3 separate regions of the Homo sapiens genome follow, and regions 2 and 3 are each linked to region 1. The links are chromatin contacts, found by Hi-C or POLR2A ChIA-PET in ENCODE. All regions are on one chromosome and are shown on one strand. Each heading gives the region's core, a stretch centred on a gene start or an enhancer-like site at or near the end of the contact. The rest is flanking DNA. Distances are from core to core; before and after follow the strand shown.

What was found. A loop is a pair of places that touch in the nucleus more often than their neighbours do. ChIA-PET counts read pairs that join two places held with the same protein, here RNA polymerase II (POLR2A). Pooled maps may share reads with other maps.
Region 2: a loop to region 1 is called in a pooled map, with 2.4 times the contacts of the local background. The contact joins the enhancer-like site here to the promoter of ACBD4 in region 1. A Hi-C loop is called at or near these places in 1 of 168 maps with a recorded cell type or tissue (chondrocyte) and 2 of 50 pooled maps. POLR2A ChIA-PET finds 5 or more read pairs at or near these places in 9 of 52 experiments (AG04449, AG04450, Caco-2 and 6 more).
Region 3: a loop to region 1 is called in a pooled map, with 2.6 times the contacts of the local background. The contact joins the enhancer-like site here to the promoter of ACBD4 in region 1. A Hi-C loop is called at or near these places in 3 of 168 maps with a recorded cell type or tissue (B cell, GM12878 and chondrocyte), 2 of 37 single-sample maps with no recorded cell type and 4 of 50 pooled maps. POLR2A ChIA-PET finds 5 or more read pairs at or near these places in 17 of 52 experiments (A549, AG04450, BJ and 14 more).

Annotation. Positions count from the first base shown.
Region 1 is chr17:45,134,406-45,136,936 of GRCh38, forward strand. It overlaps ACBD4 (acyl-CoA binding domain containing 4), which reads left to right and starts at 1,282. Exons shown (of 10, transcript NM_001135705.3): 1 at 1,282-1,548; 2 at 1,703-1,827; 3 at 2,095-2,215; 4 at 2,287-2,371. The coding sequence starts at 1,740.
Region 2 is chr17:45,333,136-45,335,666 of GRCh38, forward strand. No RefSeq gene overlaps it. Among named protein-coding and RNA genes, the nearest start is that of MAP3K14, 17 kb to the left of the region's middle. Within about 2 kb of position 1,266, at least 3 of the 41 ENCODE cell types and tissues checked have a DNase peak (open chromatin) inside an H3K27ac peak, as active enhancers do.
Region 3 is chr17:45,294,807-45,297,337 of GRCh38, forward strand. All of the region lies in intron 1 of MAP3K14 (mitogen-activated protein kinase kinase kinase 14), which reads right to left. Among named protein-coding and RNA genes, the nearest start is that of MAP3K14, 21 kb to the right of the region's middle. RefSeq lists an enhancer at 881-940. Within about 2 kb of position 1,270, at least 14 of the 41 ENCODE cell types and tissues checked have a DNase peak (open chromatin) inside an H3K27ac peak, as active enhancers do; they include B cell and PC-3, where a contact is called at or near this core.

The DNA of each region.
Region 1 (2,531 bases), core at 32-2,531:
ATTGAATGAAGACCAGCCTGGGCAACATAATGAGACTTCTGCCTCTACAAAAATTGTTTTTAAAATAATTAATTTAAAAAGATACAATAGGCCGGGCGCGGTGGCTCACGCCTGTAATCCCAACACTTTGGGAGGCCGAGGTCGGCGGATCACGAGGTCAGGAGATCGAGACCATCCTGGCTAATATGGTGAAACCCCGTCTCTACTAAAAAATACAAAAAATTAGCTGGGCGTGGTGGCGAGCGCCTGTAATCCCAGTTGCTCGGGAGGCTGAGGCAGGAGAATGGCGTGAACCCGGGAGGCGGAGATTGCAGTGAGCCGAGATCACGCCACTGCACTCCAGCCCGGGAGAGAGTGAGACTCCGTCTCAAAAAAATAAATAAATAAAATAAAATAAACAAAATAAAAAGATACAATAAATTATTGGTAACTATAATCGTTGTATTGTGCTACCGAACACTGGATCTCATTCATTCTAACTGTATTTTTGTACCCATTTCCCCCCCTCCCCAGTACCCTTCCCAGCCTCTGGTAACCATCATTCTGCGATGTCCATTTTGCTTACTCTTTTTTTTTTTTTGAGATGGAGTCTCACTCTCGCCCAGGCTGGAGTGCAGTGGGGCAATCTTGGCTCACTGCAATCTCCACCTCCCGGGTTCAAGCGATTCTCCTGCCTCAGCCTCCCGTGTAGCTGGGATTACAGGCGCGCGCCACCACGCCCGGCTAATTTGTGTATTTTTAGTAGAGATGGGGTTTCACTATGTTGGCCCGGCTGGTCTCGAACTCCTGACCTCAGGTGATCCGCCCGCCTTGGCCTCCCAAAGTTCTGGGATTACAGGCATGAGCCACCGTGCCCGACCATCTTCCAAAACTGAGCTGTGATGTCCTTCCTCTAGAACACCTGACCACAGGACATGACTTTTTTTAATCCCCAGTGCCTAAGTGTCTAGAGAGCTGAGTGGGTTGCCTCGGATCGGCCAGGCCTGGATATCAGCGAACAGATGCGGATTTCCACCAGGGGGCGCTAGGACGCCACGACCTTTCACTATGTGCACCAGGGGGCGCTGCCGCCCGCCTTGGCCATCCCGGGCTGGGAAGTCCGACCCTTCGATTAAGCCCCGCCTGATTGGGAAAGGCTCTGAGAAACTATTTGCATGATCTTGAAAGAGCTGTGCTGAATGGTTGAGGTAGGTAAGCCGAATGTGAAACAGGCTCTCTCATTGGCCTAAATTCCCCCCCTCGATCTGCGTCGCCATCCCGGCCCTGCTGGACCCCGGGGTCAGTAGGAAGCCGCGGGGTGGTGGCGAGAGAGGACCCAGGTGTCCTGGCAGTGGGCGCCGCGGGGCACACGCTGGGCCAAGGTGCAGGCGGCCAGGGTGGGAGACTGTTCGCCCCGCCCTGAGTACTCCTATCTTGTTTCTCCACCTGTTCGGGAGTTGGAGATGTGCACCTAAAGGAGGCGCATCTGGGGACGGACACATCTGGCACTGAGGCCCTCGCCACCTGCCTCGCCACCTGGCGACCCTGACCCCACCACACTGCCTTGAGGTAGGAAAAGGAGGCTCCTCAACCACAACTTCTGACCTCCCAGGGTGTCTGAGGCCTCTAAAGAGCTTAGTTTGCCCCTCTGGGAAGTGAATCCTTGGCTTATGGTGCCGGGGGGACCCTGGAGGCCCCCTCACACGAAGGCTGCTTCTTGCAGAGTCGCTCAAAAGTAGGGCCCCAGGGCTCGCAGCAGCATGGGCACCGAGAAAGAAAGCCCAGAGCCCGACTGCCAGAAACAGTTCCAGGCTGCAGTGAGCGTCATCCAGAACCTGCCCAAGAACGGTGAGGCTGCGGGGACTCGCATTTGGACTCGCATTCAGGACGCCTGGGGTCTGACTCTGAAGAAAGAATGGTCCTGATCACTGCAGTTTTTGCAGACAAGCCCCTGCCTGGGCTGTCCTGGGGGTTCCCTCCGCTTCCTATCCTAGTCCAGATGCCCTGGGTGGGACCCATCACCACCTCTGCCCTTTCCAAGCAGGGTTCTCCCGCCCCTCCGCCCCTTGGAGCTGGGAGTGATGCTTTGCCCTGGCTTCCCAACTCTCTGCCCAGGTTCTTACCGCCCCTCCTATGAAGAGATGCTGCGATTCTACAGTTACTACAAGCAGGCCACCATGGGGCCCTGCCTGGTCCCCCGGCCCGGGTTCTGGGACCCCATTGGACGATATAAGTGGTGAGCTCCCTGCTGGCTGGGCAGACAAGCCTCAGCTGTCAAGCAGCCCTCTCACAGCCCTCTGCCCCCAGGGACGCCTGGAACAGTCTGGGCAAGATGAGCAGGGAGGAGGCCATGTCTGCCTACATCACTGAAATGAAACTGGTGGCACAGAAGGTAAGGGCTGCAGGTTCTCTGTCCCCAGGCTCCTGGCCAGGTGGCCTCACCCTTCCAGTTCTGACCCCCACTACGTTTCCTACACATGGACCCCCTCATGGGAATCACCACCTTCATGTTACCCCCAACCCTGCCTATCTTTGGCCCCTGACTGGGCACA
Region 2 (2,531 bases), core at 16-2,515, 200 kb after region 1:
TCCTTAGGGCCTCGCAGCTTCCTCTTTTGCTATCTATACGGTCCTTTCCAGCGGTGACCTTCTAGGAGTCTCAGAAGCCCCAAGAAGGGAGAAGTGTAATTGTGGGGGAGGGAGGGAGCAGTGCAGAGACAACCAGCCAGGGTTCTGCCTGGAAGGTCAGGGGGCTGAGCTCTGGCACCAGAGACCTTTAAGAAGCAAAAAGGAACTGAGAAAGCAGCCAGGAGTCTGCTCAGCCTGGAGTTCCTGGAATTCTGCTTTGTGGGTGAGCTTCCTGTGGCAGCCAAGGCCCCTTCTGACTAACAGGAGATGAGAATGGGAGGTGAGGAGGGTGGGTAGAGAGGTGGCTGGGCCTGCCAGCTCTCCTGGGCACTGCCAGCTCCCCAAACTGGCTCCAGATTTCCTCCAGGAACTGAGCTGAGATTCCTGGGAATCTCACCCACTTGGGTGACTTGCTGCCTGCCTGCTGAGCAGAGGTTGGGCAAGTCTACAAGTCAGGTTCTCTTCCCACCCAGCATCAAGCTGTCTGCCCACTTGGTCTGGAGTAGGCAACAAAACCAAGGCCATGATCTCTGGAAAGCCATCTCTAAAACATGAACTTTACATAGGAGGGAACAACTGGCCCCACAGCCATTTTTATTAATATGATTAGGTGGTTGCCACCTTGGAAAGCACTGTGAGCCTGGCCTGGGCTGCAGGACTGATGAATTTCAGTAGAAGGGAGGAGAAGAAGGAATCAGGAGCAGGAGGCGGGAGCCAGGGAACACCAGCAGGGGTGGGATTCTTACCGACTTGGGGTTGGAACCACTCCTGAGGTTGCAGACAAATCCAGGGATCCCATTTCCTCCCTCCACCCACTGTCAGTGCAGGTGAAATCTTGCTAAAATAAAAATCAAGGGTAGCCTTGGCATACTGTTGACTTCTCATACTATGTCATAATTGTTGTTCGCACACGTGCCTCCCCTTCTAAACTGTGAGGTTCTGGAGGATGGAGGCCTGGGTTGGATTCACCTCTGGACACCAGCCTCCTGCACTGGGCTTGGCACATGGAAAGGGCTCAATAGATATTACATGAATGAGTGAAGGAGCCTGACTGAGCCCTCCCCATATGCCAGGCCCACCAAGGGGGAGCTACAAGCAAGGGCAGTTGATTGGGATGGAGGTGTGGACGCACCTGTCTGGCAGCTGCTTGCTTTGTTTTCACTGCTTATAGCTTCCTCCTCCTCCTCCTCTCCCTGGAGCTGCCCTGGTCTCTAAATGCTTAGATAAGGTGGTTTATTCATCCATTCAACAAATGTTTATTGAGCACCTGCTGTGACAGGCCCTGGGTTCTGCATGATTGGGAATGAAACCTACACATTTCCTGCCTCCTCCAGCTCCTAGTCTAGTGTCATTAAATAAGTAATTACAGTGAGTAGTAACAAACACTGTGACTTGGTAGGTCTCATAGAGCTAGGGTGATGGTATAACTTGTTATCCTAACTGGGACACCTTTTGGGAGTAAAAGTGATGGTTGCCGGTTGAGTTCCCCAGGAAGCAGATTCTGAAATGGAGATTAGTGTGCAGAAAGTTGATTAGGAGGCCGTGAGGATCAACACCTGTGAAAAGGAAGGGACCAAAGCAAGATTGAGCAGAGGGAGATGTTGGGATGTGATGGAGTCTCAACGAAGGCCTCAGCCAATCCCACAGGGCACCTTCGGCTGAGATGGCCCTTCAGCTTCATCTCCAGTTGGAGTGAGGAGGCCTGGCCTTCATACCATTATGTTGATAAGTCACTGGATACTGGCTACCTCTGGAAGGAGGTATGACCTTGGGCGAGGCTGTTCTCAGTTGAGACAGTCTTCAAAGAAGGCTGACAGCTGAAGGCATCTTCCCATTGCCAATAGCCAAGGATTTGGGTGGCACTTCCCAGCATCTGCCACAGAAGCACTGTTGATAATTATGTCCAGATAATAGGCGTTTGCAGGGCTGGCCCAAGTACCCACAGCAAGAGCACCTGGCTGGGAGTTTCAGCTGGGATCCTGCACAAATGTGGTGTGGCAGAAAGCTCCCAGCAATAGGAACAAGCCCGGGGCTTGCTCAACCTGCATTCTCTTCATGGCTATCTCTCCTTTCTCTCACCTGTTTCCTTTCCTTTTTTTTTTTTTTTTTAGACAGGTTCTCGCTCTGTTGCCCAGGCTGGAGTGCAGTGGTGCCATCATGGCTCGCTGCAGCCTCAAACTCCTGAGTTCAAGGGATCCTCCCACCTCAGCCTCCCGAGTAGCTGGGACTACAGGTGTGTATCACCATGCCCAGCTAGTTTTTTGATTTTTTTGTAGAGGCGGGGTCTCACTATGTTGCCCAGGCTGGTCTCAAACTCCTGGGCTCAAGTGATCTTCCTGCCTCAGCTTCCCAAAGTGCTGGGATTATAGGTGTGCACCACCATGCCTGGCTTCTTTGCTTTATAGAACCAGTCATGGCTGTCACATGCTACATCACCTACTTCGTATCATTCTATCACTCATTTTCCATGCATTCTATTCTTTAATTTGTGG
Region 3 (2,531 bases), core at 20-2,519, 160 kb after region 1:
CACTGTCCAAAATGGTAGCCACTAGCAACATGTGGCTATTTACATTTAATTAAAATGAGGTAAAATTTTAAAATCATTTCCTTGTTACACTAGCTACCATACTCAACAGTGCAGACAGAGAACATGTCCAGCATTGCAGAAAGTTCTATTGGACAGTGCTGTTCTGAGGTGATGAGAGCGGTGTTTTCTCTGACAGTAAAATTTCTGTTCCTAGGATTCTGGGGCAGGAATGGGGTTTACAGTAAACAAATTTTTGATTCACTGGAAGATACAAAAACAATGTTTTAAATGTTAATCTTCACAGATGATAACCTTTTTAGAATATATCATATTTCATTCAGTTCCCTGTTTTAGCAAGTACAACATAGTAAAAATTCCAGACTGGGAACCAGAAGCTATGGGTTCTAGCCTTAACAATTTTTTTTTTTTTAAGAAGAGCAGTGGGACCATTTTTGTCAAATGAAATCATACCTCATCTCCCAATAACTAAAAGAACCAGATGCATGCAACTGGCATGTAACTCACATTTGAACCCGCTGCCCTGGCTGAAGGAGCTCCACATGCTCAGTGTCCCTTCATCCACCGAGGACCTCTACAAAATCCCTAGTTCTCCAAGAAAAGAGTTTGGAAACCAGCGGCCTAGGAAATCTTTTGAGGTTCCTTCTAGTTCTGAGAATGTAGCCCATCTGTCAGGATTCTTTGAGGGCTGGACAACTCCAACTCAGAATACTAACTGTCGATACTTACAAAGTACCTACTGTCATCTCATTTTCAGACATGAAGATATGGCTTAGGGAAGTGTAGTAGCACACCAAAAGTTACGCAGTTGCAGGTTGCAGAGGTGGGGTTGAACCTAGACTGCTGCCTCCTAAGCCGACATCTAAACCTTGAGCTAGCCACTTCTTTTAACTTCTCTGAGTTTCTTCTCTTAGCTCCTTCAGAGCTGTTTTGAAGACCGAATGAAGACGAGTACATGAAATGCCAATCAGGTTGCCTGGCCAACAGAAGAGGCTAAATGAATGTTCATTCCCTTGTCTGTCACCAGGCTACTAAAAGCCATCACTGAGAAGATGGGACTTCTCTGTTTCAGCACCATATAGCCAAGGTATCTTGAGCCTTACCTAGTTCATGCAATGCTTGGAGCCTTGATTCTCCATACACGAAAGGGAAATAAAACTCTGTCTTACAGGGCCAGCTTGAAAATGTCTACAAGGGGCCAAGGCAAATCCCTCTCATGACTATTTCATCTGGAAGTAAAAACTTGTCCTTCTCTGAATGCCCAGAGGGGATAAATAGCAGAAGTAGAATGACTCAACTTCCTTAATAAGATATTGGTTGAAAACCAATCTTCTCCCAACTTCCTCTTTTAAGTCTTCAGCTTGCCTGGCCACCAGGCCACAATAGGCAAACCTCTGCCTACTCAAAGTGCGGGGCTGGGCTGGGTGCGGTGGCTCACGCCTGTAATCTCAGCACTTTGGGAGGCCAAGGCAGGAGGATCACTTGAGACCAGCAGTTTGACACCAGCCTGGACAACATAGTGAGACTTCATCTCTACAAAAAATTAAAAAATTAGCCAGGCATGGTGGCACACGCCTGTAGTCCTAGCTACTTGGGAGCCTGAAGCAGGAGGGTTGCTTGAGCCTGCAGTGAGCCATGACTGCACCACCGCACTCCAGTCTGGGCAACAGAGCAAGACCCCATCTCAAAAGGAAAAATAAAGAAAGAAAGAAAAGGAGGGGAAAAAAAAAGAGGGAACCAAGGGCAAGTATCAGGCAGAGCAAGCTGGCCTGGCAAAACAGCCATCTGGCGAGGCAGACTCAGAAGTCCCCATACATGCTCATCCTGACTCCCCTTTCTACCCTTTCTGCCCTTCCTACAGCCCTTCCCCCAGTTTGTTCCAGACTGATTCCTTCACTTGCCCGAGCAGGGCAGCACTGGGCAAGCCTCTGATTCTCTTCTTCTGCCCACCCTGTTCCTCCCATAGGGAGTGGCTGCTTGCCTTCCTCCCTTATCAATGTCTGCCCAGATCTCACCTATCCTTTAAGGCCTATCTACTCAATGAAGCCTTTTATGGTAGGCTTCTGCATCCACCCTATAAACATTCAATGAGTGTCTCCCAAGTGCCAGGGAATGTAATAGCCACTACCGTCCATAAATGTCTTCTGTGTATGGGGCACTGTGCCAGGAACTCTATCTGCCTTGTTAATGCATTCCACACCAACCCTGCAAGGTTGGCAATATTATCTCCAATTTTACAGATGAAGAAATTAAGGCTTAGAGAGGTACATTACCTACAGGAATAAATGAGGCTCAATTTATACAGTTAGAGCATCCAACATGGAGTTAGGGCTCAAGCCAGGACACTCTTGGCCCATTCTCTTAGGACCCAAGGATCTCTAGTTCCTTCCTAGAATAAAATCTGGTTGGCAGAGGCATCTAGAACATCCAGGAACTGAGCAGTATTACTACCCATGTGGATATTACTACCCCTAGCATCTGCCCATCTACTGTTGGTAATAATTCCTTAGCCC